Regions from separate parts of the Homo sapiens genome. Here region 2 is linked to region 1. Evidence: read pairs that join two places in POLR2A ChIA-PET (ENCODE). Cell type or tissue: A673. All regions are shown on one strand. Links, peaks and the distances in the headings refer to the core of each region. The heading gives the core; the rest is flanking DNA.

Region 1 (7,900 bases), core at 1,590-5,589:
TAGTGACAACAGCCGCTCCCTACTCGCTTCCAGCCCCTCCCCCACCCAAACGTCCTGGCTCCACCCCTTCCAGGCACTGAGGCTCAAATGCTATTACTATTAGCCAGAATCTGACACATGAGAATGAGAGGAGACACTGCAGGGGGACCTGGGGTGGGGGATGGAATTGGCAGCGCTGTCAGCCAGACTTTATACCCTCTTCACTGTGGGAGCAGGAGGTGGCTCTGGGGCACCAAGTTGCGCCCAGTCCTCAATGGGCCCCTTCGCTGGGGTGCCAGTGCAGATTCTGCGCGTAACCGTCCACCTAGCCCAGGCCCAGCCTAGTTCAGGGCCCCCAACCCCACTCCCGCGCCCCAAGCGCCGGAGCCCCCACTCATTGGCGCCACTGGGGACCGGGGAGCGCAGGGCGCGTCGGGCAGGACTGGCCTAGAGAACAGAGGCTTGCAGGTGGGAGGAAGGCGGCGGGGGGTGGGGGGGGCGTGGGAGGTGGAGGGAGACGCCGGGCAGGCCGCGGCCCCTCCCCGCTCCCTCCCCGCGAGCCGCCAGCTACAGTGCCCCTCCTGGGCAGGGGGCGGAGAAGACGGCGACTGGAGGGGAGGAGGCGGCGGCAGAGGCGGAGGAGGCAGCGGCGGCGGAGGCGGGATTTGGAGTTTCCCTCCGCAGCGGCGGCGGCGGCTGCCCCTCGGCTCCAGGAGAGGCCGCCACCCGGGGTTCCGGTGGCGTTAGGCTGCAGCAGTGGCGCTTCCCGCCGCCCGAGCTTCGGAAACTTCCCGGCCGCGACGCAGGGAACCGGCGCGGAGAACCGAGCAGAGCGGAGGTGAGTGGAGCAAGCGGCGCCCCGGGGACCCCCACCCCCCACCCGGCCTGGCTGCCCCCGCCCCGACGTGCGCTCCTCCACCCTGCACCCCCAAAGTCCTGACAACGCACACCCCACGAAGCCGGCGCACGCGCCCCTACGACACCCATTCGGTGCTGCTCCGCACACCCCCGCACGCCGCCCGTGCACCTCCCGTGTCTCCTGCCACTTGCACCGGCTGCACACTCGCGCGCATACAAACCACGCACCACAGACCCGGGTGCCTGTAGTGCACACACTAGCTGCCCCTGCCCCACCACTCACCACTGTCCCCAACTCATGCCAACCCACCGAGACCCTGCCACGCCCCAGTACACACCCAGGCGCACACGCACGCTTCCAACACGTCTCTGCCATACCTGCACCAACATAGCTCCCCCTACCATGCCCCCACCACCTCGAACTCCCCATCTGCCCATTACAGACACCCCACCCACGTTGCCAGCCCAGAGACACTGCAGTCCACCCATCCTGGAGCGAGGTCCCGTCAGAAACCCACATCCCAGTGGCTGACGCTCCCCACGTCCCAGGCACACACCTCCAGCATCTCCAACGCGCACTCTCATCCACCCCAGCACGCGCGCACACCTGCTGGATTCACGCTCTCCAGCATCCTGCCCCGCCCCCATCACAAATAGCCTTCGACACCCCCCAGCACATCTCTGAGTCCCTCCCTCCCTCACCCCCAACACCTGGCACGCGGGCTCTAGAGGCTGCAGCATTTGGTGGCATCCCTGCCAGGCACCTCTGGCTCCCCTTCGGCAGAGGCTCAGCAGCCTTGGGCCCCCCAGGTGCCTCCCTAAACAGACCTTGAGACTCCCCAGCGACTAGCTTGGCCTCTTCCCTAAGAAATAAAGAAGGCACTTTGGGGTCCAAGGTAGGGTACTTAGATGTGGAAGCAAGGGGCCCCGGGGAGGGGCGGGGAGGCGGCGGAGAGAGCCCGGCGCTGAAATGGAGGCGGCCCAGGTGGGACCAAAGGGGCGCCAGCTGCCCGGCAAGCACGTAGTAGGTGGGTTCCATGGGGGCTGGCGTCCGCGCGCGCTGTCTGGGTGCCTGCCTGCGTGTGTGTTACGGGGAGGGCTGTGTGTGCACGTGTGCTTGTGCGTGTCGGGGTGGGGGAGGAGTGTGTGATCGGCAGAAGGAAAAGCAGGAGCAGCTCCCTCAGGCAACAATTGGTTTCATTCATTCATGCCTTCTTTGTTAACGAGCATTTCTTCCGCGAGCGCCGGGCGCGTGCCAGGCCCTGCACTGGGGGCTGGGGCCAGCCTGGGGCCGGGCACACACCCGTTCCTGCCTTGGAGGAACTCCCAGTCCCGCGAGGAGACCGACCAGGAAAAGCAGAAAGCCATCCCCAGCAGAAAGTGGATTTGGTGGAAAAGACACTGGATTTGGCAGGCACGCTGTCGCCGGGACTTGTGCTCTTGGCCATGTGACCCGGCCGCGACAGCCGAAATCCTGTCACTCGGCCCGGCGGGAACGGTGCATCTCGTGGGGGAAGGCGGCGCGGCGCCGCTCTCGGGAGGCTCCCGGGACCAGAGGGCGCACGCGGCGCGCGCGAGGCCTGCAGGCGGCGGCGTCCCCGCGGCCTCCAGGGGGCGCTGGCCCGGCCCGGCGGAGGCCCGGGGCGCCCGGCGGGGGCGGGTGCGGGGGCGGGGGCGGGGGCGGCAGGCGCAGCGCCCACCCTGCGGCGGGCAGCGAGCGCGCGGCCTGGCTCAGCCCGCCGGAGGGGGCCAGACGAGGCCCGGGCGCGCGGCGCGGCCTCCCCCAGCACAGCGCACCCGGGAGCGGCTGCCGGCGGGGCGGCGCCCAGAGCCGGCGCTACAGGGGGCCTGAGTGGGGGCGGCCCGGCGAGGGTCGCGGGTGAGAGGGGGATTAGGGGGTTGGCTGCGCTCAGCCCTGCAGTGCGGAGGTGGCAACAGGTTCCCATTTGTCCTGTTGCTGGCGCTGCGGGCGCTGTGGGCCCCGAGCACTGAGCTCTGACTTTGGAAATTGAGCCCCTCATGGCCTCCTCCCAAATGCTTTCTCCCGGTGCGAGGACTTGGCAGCAGGGCTCCGCAGTTAGGTGCAGGGGAGCCCCTCGCCAAGCGTCGGGAGACGTGGACCCTTGGATCCTAGGCTTCCCCTCCCTTCCCCATTGCGGAGGTTGCCTCTCCCCGTCCTCATTCCAGCCCAGCTCCTCTCACCTCCAGGGAACCCTCTCCAGAGAGCGCCACTGAGCAGCTCAGGAGCTCCCTCTCTAGCCGAACTGAGCCCCCACGGCAGGGCGGGCCGGGGAAGTGGCTGTCCAGCTCCCTGCTGGTCACAGCCCTGCGCCACCCCCACTCTCCACAACAAGACTGGCACATGGCAGAACCTCCGTGGTGCCTTCAACCCCTGCCCACTCTGAGCTCCCACCCACAGCTGCAGTGGGCCTGGAGGCAGCCCCCAGGCTGGGTGCCGGTGTCCACCTCCACCACTGTGGAGCTAGGCTGTGGACAGAAAACAGAAGACAAAGTCCCTGCCCCAGGAACACACTGAGAAAGGGGGAAAGTGACCACACTAGGGAGCACAGAGGAGGGAGACTACTGGCTCCGAGTTGGGAAGGCTGCCTGGAGGAGGGGGCCTGAAGAATGAGCAGAATCTCAGAATCTGGGCAGGGGGCATAGGAGGGAGGCCTGGGCTGGGGCCCTTGCCCACTGGGTGAGAGAAGGAAGGGCACAGTCCAGCTGCCCAAAGCCCTTGGATGCAGGAATTAGGACTCTTGTTAGACGCAGGGACATGGGGGGTGTGGCCGGAAAGCAGCCCAGTGCCAGGGTCCTGGGAGTCCCCGGCTAGCAGCCCACTGCCCGAAAGGGAGGGAGAGAGGCAAACTGGAAGCCCCTTAGAGGTGACCCACCTAGCTTTCCGTCACCTGCCCTCTTACCTAACCATGACCTGAGACATTTTCTCCTCTAACTCCATGGCTCCTGAGAGGAGTCTTTAGACTCGTAGTTTGCTTTGCATTTTCCACTTGTTAGAAAAATGCTTTGTGGTGCCCATCCTCGTGTGCATAACTTTGCTTTCTTTTACTTTAGTTCCTTAGATTCCCAAAAGTGGTCAAAGGGTTGGGATTTTTTCCTAGCTCTTGATATTGCCAGATTAATTTCCAAAGGGGCCGTACCAATATATAACCCTGCAACAGTTGAACAGCACGCTGATTTCACAGCAATCTTGCCAGCACTGCGTGTTCTCAAAAATGAGAACATTTCTAATGCAGTAGGTGGGAAGTGTTACCTCGTTGGTCATTGTTACTTGTTTATTGGAGTGGCTTTCCTTCCACGCCTGAAGTTGAACCTTCCCCCAAATATTTGTTAGGCCACCGCATTCCCTCCTTCCTGCAGTATGCAGTGTTTTCAGGTTCTTTGCCCATTTATCTACAGGGGTCTTAACCTTTTAGTTGGGTATGAGCTTTATCTTATCTGGCGTACATTTTCCTTCAACACTGTTATTTGCTTTTGTTGAGCTTTAAGCAGAGAAGGGACTTTTAGCCAGATCAGCATTGTGGACACCTCCCCCTGACCCTGGTCTCCTGCCTCAGTGCTCACCACACCTGAGACCTTGTCCAGTGCTCTTGCTGCCTGTGGATCTGTCCCGCCTGTTGTGCCCATGGAGGAAAGGATGGAGGCCACCAGCCTTGGTTGAGTGGATGGCATTCTGACGTTGGGCAGGGCTGGGCAGGGCAGGGTGGAGGGCAGGTCGTTGCAGGCCCGGAGGCAGGGAGACTGTTGTGCAAGACGTGACAGTGACCTGGCCTAAAGCTGATGAATTTGAGCCCTCGGCTAGGGCAAGGGACAGGGGAGAGAGGCGTGGATGTGAGAGATATTTAGGTAGAAACTAGTTCTTTCCACTTTGATTAGCCGAAGGGGGGTTAAGGGAAGGAGGCAGAGGGGGGAGCCACGGGTGACTCTTAGGATCAGTAATGTGATAAGAGCAGAGTGCCCCAGTTTAGGGCTGGGAGCTCAGGGTTCCTGGGTGCTTTTGGCCAGTCCTGTGCGAGTGAAGCGGGCTGGTATTGGTAGGTATCCAGGAGCTACCCCTGCCTGCCTAGCCCTGCAGCAGACCTCTGGGCCAAAGCTGCACTAAGTTTCTGGTCCTGCCTCCTCCTCCCCTCCGTGATTTCGGTGGCATCCCAAGTTTGCCCAAGCTGCTAGCTCTGAGCCCATTACAGAGATGGGGCCACTGAGATCCAGGCAGGGGAGAAGATGCTCCAGTATCACCCTGTGAGTTGGGCTGGAGGCAGCTTCTGCGGCAGAGGGGCTGGGCTCTGGTCCTCACCCCTCCCCCTGCCTCCCGAGGCCAGGCTGGCGCCGGCCAGGGGAGCCGCAGCTGGTCCCCTGCTGGGCCCCTGACCTGCCCTTGGCCTCTGCCCCGACCCCGTCCCGCCTCGGTGGAAGCCCCAGCTCAGCCGACTCGCAGGTCCCACCCGACTGCTTCGGCTAGCACCCGTTGGCTCACCGGCCCGCCGGGCCCGCCCCCGGAGCCCCGCCCCGGCCCGCCCCTCGGAGTTGTAACTCCACGTCCGAAGGCAGTTTCCAAGGTGGAAGCTGGGTCCGGCTGCCAGGAAGCGGCCGGTGCGCGGGCTGCGCGGGCTGCGCGGGGCTCGGCTTCCACGTGCGAGCCTGCACCGCCGCCCCGCCCTCTCCTGGCGGCCAGGCCTGGGGACTCTCTGCCGCGGGACGGCGCCTCGCGTTCCGCCGTGGCAGTGGCCGTGGCCAGAACGTCCACGCGCGGTCGTCCACCGCCGGATCTCGCTCCAGGTCTCTTTCCTTTTGTTCTCTCCTAGGGGTAGGGGGAGATGGGGGACCGGGGGCCAGACCACCTCTGAGAGGACTCGCTGAGGCCCAGCACCTCGGCGCCTCCTCTGTTCCCCTGGCCCACCTGGCCCTGGGGGAGATCTAGGCCTCGAACGGCACTCCTCGCACGCACACCCCCAGCCAGAGTCGGAAGCTCGAACTTGGGGAGCGTTCGCGAGAAGACCGAGACAGGAGCAGAAAGGGGGTATGGAGGGAGGCGGCTGCGACCTCAGGGTACCCCAAGATGAGCCTCGAAGGGGCGGTTAGCCGCTCAGCCCTCTTCTCGAGGACCCTTCCCCGGGCCGAGCTGCTGCCTGGGGGGTTTCTTGGGGCGCCTTGTTGGGAGTCCTCATGGTGGGGGACCCTGGGCTCCCGCCTTCAGGACGCGGGGCCGGCTTCAAGTCTGAGCCCCCTCGGCCCTCCGGTAGCTCACACCGCGCCTTCTCTCTCTTCGCAGCGCCCGTGGTCCAGCGTGTAGGGAGCCGATCGCCCATGGAGGGTCTGGGCCGCTCGTGCCTGTGGCTGCGTCGGGAGCTGTCGCCCCCGCGGCCGCGGCTCCTGCTCCTGGACTGCCGCAGCCGCGAGCTGTACGAGTCGGCGCGCATCGGTGGGGCGCTGAGCGTGGCCCTGCCGGCGCTCCTGCTGCGCCGCCTGCGGAGGGGCAGCCTGTCGGTGCGCGCGCTCCTGCCTGGGCCGCCGCTGCAGCCGCCCCCGCCTGCCCCCGTGCTCCTGTACGACCAGGGCGGGGGCCGGCGCCGGCGCGGGGAGGCCGAGGCCGAGGCCGAGGAGTGGGAGGCCGAGTCGGTGCTGGGCACCCTGCTGCAGAAGCTGCGAGAGGAAGGCTACCTGGCCTACTACCTCCAGGGTAGGTGCCGCGGGGCCCTCCTTCCAGGGGGTTCGGGATTCATTTGACCTTAGGCCAGCCCCACTTCTTTTTTTCTAAAGCGAGTTGAGGCCCCCCTCCCCTGATGACCTGCCAGGCTGCTTTGAGAGGAGGGAAGCCTGAGTGTGACCGTGGGGAAGTTCTTCACCCTCGGCAGCCCAGTCTCTGAGCCTGGAAAATGGGGAGAATTAGCCTGACCTGAGCTAGTTCTCAGGATGCTCAAGAACGAATTACAAAGTGCGGGCTCCCCAGGGTCTCGGCAAGGGTATCCCCACCTCCCCAACCTGCTCAGGAATGAGCAAGGGAGGCAGGGGTCAGACAGCACTGGTGCAATCACGGCTCACTGAAGCCTCCTGGGCTCAAGCGATCCTCCTGCCTTAGCCTCCCGAACAGCATATAAAGTGTCAGGTGTCCAGCCCGGGGAAATAGTATCTGTAAATAGAGATGCTGGCTTCTTGAGCCATATTCTCCCCCAAGTTCCCCCACATCTTGGGGTCCCACTTCATCCCTGAGAGTCAGGAGATGCCCAGGCAGAGAGCTGACATCTGAGTTCCTCCTTTTCTTTAGCTGATGGCCGCAGTCCTCCCTAAGGCTGGCAGTGCATCTCGGCTCTGTTGAGCCCTCACACCTGCCTCAGCTTGACCCTAGGGGTGTAAGATCCTTTCCGGTGGCTCAGCGTGAGCCCAGCTTCTTGCAGCCCGAGCTGACTGAGGGTGGCTAGGGCCCCACGTGGGTACCAGGACACACCAAGCTGCTGGGTTTTGTGTTCCCTTTGGGAACATTTGCAAACCCTCCAAGTTGTCCAGGGTCATCTCCCCAGCCCCAGACAGAGGCACTTGGCTGCCCAGAAGGCCAGGTCAGCAGGCCCCATGCCCTCTCCCCAACAGGAGGCTTCAGCAGATTCCAGGCCGAGTGCCCTCACCTGTGTGAGACCAGCCTTGCTGGCCGTGCCGGCTCCAGCATGGCGCCGGTGCCCGGTCCAGTGCCCGTGGTGGGGTTGGGCAGCCTGTGCCTGGGCTCCGACTGCTCTGATGCGGAATCCGAGGCTGACCGCGACTCCATGAGCTGTGGCCTGGATTCGGAGGGTGCCACACCCCCACCAGTGGGGCTGCGGGCATCCTTCCCTGTCCAGATCCTGCCCAACCTCTATCTGGGCAGTGCCCGGGATTCCGCCAATTTGGAGAGCCTGGCCAAACTGGGCATCCGCTACATCCTCAATGTCACCCCCAACCTCCCAAACTTCTTCGAGAAGAATGGTGACTTTCACTACAAGCAGATCCCCATCTCCGACCACTGGAGCCAGAACCTGTCGCGGTTCTTTCCGGAGGCCATTGAGTTCATTGGTGAGTC
Region 2 (7,900 bases), core at 1,768-5,767, 170 kb after region 1:
CTTCCCCAGGGAACCCTGGGAAGCTGGTTCTTTCTGGAAGGCTGCAGAAGGGCCTGGCCATGGGTCCTGGAGGCCACTTAGGCTAGGCGGGCCTCAGGCCAGGAGGACTGAGCCATGCGCCCTCCCCACAGCGCAGCCCCTCTGCACACACCCCGCAGCTGGTCCCTCTAAGACTTGCGGAAAGGGCTCTGAGTGGCCGAGCTGTGGCCCCTGATCTCCCAACCCAGCATCTGAGCAGAAGAGGACAGGAGCTGGGGCACTGATCGCCCCAGGCCCGGTCGGCAGGGTGGGGGCCAGGGCCGGCAGGATCCCGGGTTGCGCTGCCTTCCGAGGGAGCCGGTGCCCACCCAGCGGCCTGCAGCCCAAGGCAGGGTGCCCTGAGAAAGCCACCGCCACCCCCAGCCCCTCGGTGTGAGCAAGACCCCCAGCTGGTGGGTCCCCACCCACCAGTGGGGCTCCCAGGCCTGTCGGGGGCTCGGTGGTGGGCCTGGATGCTAGGGGGGCAACGTGCGGCAGGGACCAAGCTCTCCCGCCCACAGATGAGTGGGAGGGGGTCGTGGTGGGCATGGGAAGACCTTTCCAACAATCAGGTGTGTTGGGGGGTGAGCAAGGCAGGGGAGGGGCCCTGGCAGGTGGGGTGCCAGGGACCCCAGGGCTGGGGCTAGGCCTGTGGGTGGGGCGTGTGCTGGGGATTCTGTGGGCCGAGGACATGTGACTCCCGGGCAGGCTGGAGATGCTGGGGGGTGGGCCCGGGAAGCACGGGAGATGAGGGAAGAGGGGGGAATCCTGCCCCACCTGCCCTGGACAGGGTGCCCCATAGGAAAGGAGTGCCAAGGAGCTGAAGGGAGAGACGGTGGATCCAGAACACACCCCCCATCCCGTTCCGCTCCCCAAGGGGCTTGGTTGGAAGGTGGGAGGGGACAGAGACAAAGCTGCCTGGGTGGGTAGAGTGGTCAGGACAGCCTCTCTGGGTCGGTGACACTTGAGCTGAGACCTAAATGATGACAAGAAACCAGCCATGCTTCCTTCCTTGTAGCGAAGGGAGCTCCCAGGAGAACAGACTGTAAGGGCCAGACCAGCAGGCAACGGCAGTGGTCCAGACCACAGATGATGGTGGCATGACCCCAGGGGTGGCAGTAGAGGTGGTGGGATGTGGTCAGAGTCAGCTTGGGTTTTAGAGGTAGGCTGCCAGGACCTGCTGTTGGGCTGGGGGCAAGGGACAGTGAGGGCTTGAAGAAGACATCGAATAAGCGCAGGAAAAGACGCGTCAGCACCGGCCAGTACGCACAGAGGAAACACACACCCAAACCACAGTGAGATACCGCCGCACACCACGAGGAGGCTGGAATCAGTGAAAGGAAGCACGAGTATTGGAGAGGACGCGGGGACCCTGGAGCCTCACGCCTTGCTGCTGGGCATGTAAAATAGTGCAGCCAGGGAAGCAGTCTGGTGGCTCCTCACAAGGTTAGGTGTAGCTTATGTACATGACCCAGCAATCCCCAAAGAACTGAGAACAGGCGTGCAAAGAAAACTTACACTCAAATGCTCACAGCAGAGTATCCATAGTTGAGAACAGGCATGCAAAGAAAACTTATACTCAAATGCTCACAGCAGAGTATCCATAGTAACCAAGACTCGGAGGCAACCCGTGTCCACCAGTGGATGAATGGATGAGCGAGCACAACATGGTACACCCATCCCGACATAAAAAGAATGAACGACCGGCACACACGACTGCATGAGCACAGTCTAGCCAAGGCAAAGAGGCAGACAGAAAGCAGACGAATGGTTGCCAGGACCTGGAGGAAGGGGGGCCTGGGGAGTCACTGCTGAGGGATATGAGGTCCCTTTTGGGGCGATGAACCTGTTCTGGAACTAGACAGTGGCCACGGCTGCACAACATTGAGAATAGACTAAAAGTCACTAGTGGTAAATGTTATGTTATGCGTATCTTACCACAAGAAAACATAAAATTGCCACACAGGACCACAAGGACCAGGGGTATCCTCACAGCAGTGAGGAAGACCGAGGAAGGAAGGACTCAGGGATTAGGCCCAGGGCAGGAAATGGAAGGTTTTTATCTCTAGCTTGAACTTCCCGAGGCATGTGGACATCTCCAGTGCCCCACTCCAAATGTCTGGCCCAAGCCCAAGTCAGCTAACTGGGTGGCATGTGACCATTGCTGTTCAATTAAACTAGGAATTTTTCTTTATTTAAAATCATAAGATGACGGCCAGGCACGGTGGCTCAAGCCTGTAGTCCCAGCACTTTGGGAGGCCGAGACAGACGGATCACTTGAGGTCAGGAGTTCGAGACCAGCTTGGCCAACATGGCGAAACCCTATCTCTACGAAAAATACAAAAATTAGCAGGGCGTGGTGGCAGGCACCTGTAATCCCAACTACTTGGGAGGCTGAGGCAGGAGAACCACTGGAACCCAGGAGGTGGAGGTTGCAGTGAGCCCAGATCACACCACTGTACTCCAGCCTGGGCAACAGAGCAAGACTCCGTCTCAAACAAAAAAAGAATCATGAGATGAAGCTGGGCGTGGTGTCTCGCTCCTGTAGCCCCAAGTGGTGGAGGAGGTAGGGGGCAGGCGGTAGGGCTGAGGCAAGAGGATCACCTGAGCATTGGGAGGTCAAGGCTGCAGTGAGCCGTGATTGTGCCACTCCACTCCAGCCTGAGCAACGGACTGAGACCCTGTCTCAAAAATAATAAAAATTTAAAAATAAATAAATAAAAATTTAAAAAGCAAAAGCATGAGATGGAGGAGCTCACCTAGGGAGTGAATGTAGTCAAGAACAGGAGAGGCCCAAGGAGAGTCCTGGGGCACCCTGACACTGAGCCGGTTGGGGAGAGAGACTAGAAAGTCCCGGGAGGGAAGCCGAGGAGCTGCTCAATGCACTGGGTCGGAGCCCGGGAGGGGAGGGCGAAGGTGGGGCCTCTGGATTTGCTAAAAGGTGGGAGGGGGCCGGGTGGGGAAGCTCGACCTGCATCGACACAGCCTTCCGGAGCTTTTTGCAGAGAAGGAGCAGGTTGGGTTTTCAGGAACATCAGAGGGGCGGCTGAATACCGATGGAAGAGCAATTCGCAAGGCCAGGGAAAGTGCTGGCACCGCTTTCCCCGCATGAGGGGGACATGCGGGCAAGGGAGGGGGGACACAGGGACAGGGGAGGGGGCAACACCGGGCAGGCGAGGCAGGCATGACGCGAAGTCGGCCCCACGGGCAGTCGCTGTGGGGCGGCGATCTCCCGCTGGGCAAGGGACTGGCGGGCCTTAGGGGACGCGGGAAGCGGGGCGCCCTAGGCGGAGAGGGCGGAGCCCCAGGCGCGCTCGCCCCGCCCCCTGAGCCCGGAGCCGCAGACAAAGAGCGCGCCGCGACGGCGGCGGGGTGGCTGCGGCTGCGGGAGCAGGGCGGACCACACTCGTCCCGGCGCCGCCACGCTGGTGGCTGTATTGGCAGGACTCCTGCCCGCCCGCCCCGCCAACCCCGTCGGAGGCTGAGCTCTGTTTCCAGGCTCTGCCCCAGGCACCCTCCTGCACCCAGCGGTGGCAGGCGCACAGCCGGGTGGGGCGCGACGCCCTCTTGCTGATCAGGAATCTCTGGGAAGCCGAGAAGAGAGGCCGGAGAGGCTAAGAAAACAGTTGTGGCCTGGGAGACTCGCAATCCCAAGTGCTTGTCACACGGCGCCTGCGACCCCTTTCACTCTCACTGGCAACGCGCGGGATGGGAGGTGAAGCCACATCACTTCCAGGGGCCCCCGTGGCTGCCACGGAGGTGGGGGGGCTGCCACCTTCGGACTCCCCTTACCCCACTGCTGTAGAGTAGGAAACAAGCTGGGGAAGGACAGAGACAGGAAGTTATCCTCTGCCCGGGGCCGAGCTCTGACCTGCCTGCTGGCTCTCAGCTCTGCCGTCTGGAGTATCCAGGACACCTTGGAAGCAGTTGTGACTGTAGCTTCCAGGCCAAGTCAGGCATCGGGGGATCTCCCAACGAGTAGAGCATCAGAGGAGAAAGGAGAAGCCGCAGGCTCACTACATTCACCCACTCAGTGACCCAGCAAAGTCCCCATTCATGTTTCCCCAGCTCGGGATTTTGAAAATTGTCCGCCCACAAGCATGTGGGAACATCTGCAGATTCCCCACACCTGCTCTCGGGGTTTCTACACACACATGTGCAGAAGCATTTGAAAGCAAGATGCCATCAGTCCCATTCTCCGTGGAACCACAACACCCTTAGCACGGAATTCCGCACTCATACAATGGGCCAGCCTCACATCTCCCCAGCTGTCCCGCTAACACCCTTATAGCTTTTTTTAAAAATCTAGGATTTGAGGCTGGGCACAATGGCTCATGCCTGTAATCCCAGCACTTTGGGAGGCTGAGGCGGGCAGATCACAAGGTCAGGAGTTCGAGACCAGCATGGCCAATATGGTGAAACCCCGTCTCTACTAAAAATACAAAAATTAGCCGGGCGTGGTGGCTTGCACCTGTAGTTCCAGCTACTAGGGAGGCTGAGGCAGGAGAATCACTTGAACCCGGGTGGCGGAGGAGGTTGCAGTGAGCCGAGATCGTGCCACTGCACTCCAGCCTGGGCGACAGAGCAAGACTCCATCTCAAAAAAAAAAAAAAAAAAAAAAAAAGCGAGGCGTGGTGGTGCAGCCTATGGTCCCAGCTACTTGGGAGGCTGAGGCAGGAGAATTGATTGAACCCAGGAAGCAGAGGTTGAAGTGAGCTGAGATCACACCATCACACTCCAGCCTGGGTGACACAGAGAGACTCCATCTCAAAAACAAAACAAACAAACAAAAAATCTAGGATTCAATCAAGAAGCACACATATTACATTCGGTTGTTAGGTCTCTAGTTATTATGTCTCCTCTCTAATCTAGAAAAAAATATATATATTTTTTACTTTAATGGGAATGACTTCTTGGAAGAGACCAGTCCTTATAGAATGCGCCAGAGTCTGAATTTGCCTGATTCATTCCCGCGGTGAGATTCAGGCTGAGCGTTTTGACAAGAGCACCTTGCAGGAGATGCTGTATGTCTCCTCCCCAGCCCTGCATCTGGCGGCTGGCAGGGTCAGGCTGCCCCACTGTTGGGGAGGCTGTTTGATCACATGGTCCAGGTGGCAGCTGCCAGATCTCTCCTCTGTAAAGACGCAGTTTCCCTTCCTGATTCACAGGTAATTTGGGGTAATATTTGGAGACTTTGTGAATATTCTGTCCCCAACGACCTTACATCTAATGGTTTTGGCATCCAGTGATGATTTTTGCCTGAATTAATTACTGCATTGGTGGCTGCAAAATGTCTCCACCAACATGTTAGAATTCTAGCAGGGACAAAGAGGTGACAGGCCCGGCAAGTAGCATGGCTGCCCACGCCCCCAACTGTGGCCTCCTGGGCAAGCCACACCACCCGCTTCCATAACTCTGTGCCCACCCTTTCTGCCTGGGGGCAGGAGAGACAGAAACATGGGAGGGCTTCATCTCAAAGGCCTTTGAGCAGTTAGTCGGGGGAGGGGTGTCTGGGCGTCCATGAGAGACATGTATACCGGTAGGGGTGCCGGTGACAGGGAAGGGGGTCAGTTAGCTGCACATGGCAGGGAAGAACAAGTTATGTCCTGTAAAGCCCTCACGTAGGCAACGACTCCTGGATGTTCTGATTTACCCTCTATGTGTGTTTTTTTACCCTCTATTTGTAAACAATTTTTACCCTCTATTTGTAAAAAAAAAAAACAAAACAAACAAACAAAAAAAACAACACCTCACTTCACCACCCATGTTAATGTGGTTTGGGGCTACCATAGATCTACTCCCGGTCCCTACCCAAGGCCCTGGCTACTCACAGCCAGTGGGATCCACATCACCTGGGAGCTTGTGAGAAGTGCAGAATCCCAGGCCCCATGCTAGTGGCTCAGTCAGAAAGTGCACCTTAACAAGGACTTCGGGTGGAGGGTGGCGCTGTACTGACTCAGAGCGCGCCCTGGAGGAACCAGGGCAGACCTCAACGAAGGCCTTCTGCATGAGGGCATCTTTCTTTCCCCTCACTTCTCCTTCCCTCCCCGAAGCCCAGGGTCTGCTGAAGTCTCATCAATCCACCTGGCCCCCACCTTTCCGGGAGAGCGGCGGCCTCTCAGACACCTCCATAGTCCTGGCTCAGAAGCAGAAAGGAGGCCGGGCGCGGTGGCTCACGCCTGTAATCCCAGCATTTTGGGAGGCCGAGGCAGGCGGATCACTAGAGGTCAGGAGTTTGAGACCAGACTGGCCAACATGATGAAACCCTGTCTTTACTAAAAATACAAAAATTAGCCAGGCGTGGTGGCAGGTGCCTGTAATCCCAGCTACTCGGGAGGCTGAGGCAGAATTGCTTGAACCCAGGAGGCGGAGGCTGCAATGAGCCGAGATCACAACACTGCACTCTAGCCTGGGTGACAGAGCAAGACTCTGTCTCAAAAAAAAAAAAAAAAAAAACACACAGGAAAAGAGGGGTGTCCCACACCTTGCACAGGAAAAGCCAACCACTTCCTGAAGCCATTCTCAAGATCAACCTTCGGGTACATATTCACAGCTTTCCAGGCACGTGGCCCAGCAACTAAACCCATCCTCCCACCCACCTCAGGCTAACCTGACTGGCTAAGGGCACAGTTCACATCTAGCAACAATCAAAGCAATATTCCCTCTGCAGCGTTTTACAATCAAAGCAATATTCCCTCTGCAGCGTTTTTCATTCTCAATGCTCCAAGCAGCCATGAGGACAGGCAGAATGCACTGAAAGGGAGGACATCTTGTCCAGCCCCAGGCTGCTCAGCCTCGCCTCCTCCGGCCCAACTCCTGTGCAAAATGACCACATATGCCTCCGCTTTGTTCCCTGTCCATCTGTTTTTTCTTTCTCTCTCTCTCTCTCTCTCCCTCCCTCCCTCTCTCTCTCTCTCTTTCTCTCTGTCTTTCTTTCTTTTTTTTCCAGACACAGTCTGGCTCCATTGCCCAGGCTAGAGTGCAGTGGTACAATCACGGCTCACAGAAGCCTCCAACTCCTGGGTTCAAGCAATCCTCCCACTCAGCCTCCCCAGAAGCTGGGACTAGAGGCGCATGCCACTACGCCTGAGCAATTTTTTATTTTTGTAGAGACAAGGTCTCAATATGTTGCCCAGGCTGTCCTAACTAATATTGTACTACATCACACTTCTTCAAAACTTGGAGGTCCCTTTCCTGAGAGAAATTCTCAGAATAATATTGGACATTCTTCTGTCACTGGGCATTAACTGTGACATACCCAGATGTAAGGCCTTCTCCATATAATTTCCTTTTTCATTATTTTTTATTTAATTAATTTATTTATTTGAGACAGGGTCTCGTTCTGTCACCTAGGCTGGAGTGCAGTGGCTTGATCTTGGCTCATGCAACCTCCACCTGCTGAGTTCAAGCAGTTCTCCTGCCTCAGCCTCCCGAGTAGCTGGGACTACAGGTGCATGATGCCCAGCTAATATATATATATATATTTTTTTTTGAGATGGAGTTTCGAGCCCAAGCTGGAGTGCAATGGCGTGATCTCAGCTCACCACAACCTCCACCTCCCGGGTTCAAGCAATTCTCCTGCCTCAGCCTCCCGCGTACCTGGGATTACAGGCATGTGTCACCATGCCCGGCTAATTTTGTATTTTTAGTAGAGATGGGGTTTCTCTATGTTGGTCAGGCTGGTCTCGAACTCCTGACCTGAGGTGATCCGCCCACCTCAGCCTCCCAAAGTGCTGGGATTACAGGCGTGAGCCACCACGCCTGGTCAATTTTTTGTATTTTTAGTATAGATGGGGTTTCACCATGCTGGCCAGGCTGGTCTCGAACTCCTGACCTCATGATCCACCCGCCTCGGCCTCCCAAAGTGCTGGGATTACAGGCG

Evidence for each region. Peaks named below come from ENCODE experiments on the same cell type or tissue, not always from the same donor. Only the 100,000 strongest peaks of a DNase experiment are listed, where the experiment ranks them.
Region 2: POLR2A ChIA-PET joins it to region 1 with 16 read pairs; 2 of 35 experiments call an interaction of 5 or more read pairs at or near these places.

Annotation. Positions count from the first base shown.
Region 1 is chrX:153,641,795-153,649,694 of GRCh38, forward strand. DUSP9 (dual specificity phosphatase 9) reads left to right here and starts at 5,409. Exons shown (of 4, transcript NM_001318503.2): 1 at 5,409-5,631; 2 at 6,125-6,532; 3 at 7,438-7,893. The coding sequence starts at 6,160. In A673, for the core only: a CTCF peak has its summit at 3,080; no DNase peak of the experiment used is centred there; H3K4me3 peaks cover 551 bases; H3K27me3 peaks cover 946 bases.
Region 2 is chrX:153,815,733-153,823,632 of GRCh38, forward strand. All of the region lies in intron 1 of PDZD4 (PDZ domain containing 4), which reads right to left. Among named protein-coding and RNA genes, the nearest start is that of PDZD4, 11 kb to the right of the region's middle. RefSeq lists a silencer at 3,313-3,472. In A673, for the core only: no CTCF peak of the experiment used is centred there; a DNase peak (open chromatin) is centred at 3,359; H3K4me3 peaks cover 647 bases; H3K27ac peaks cover 583 bases.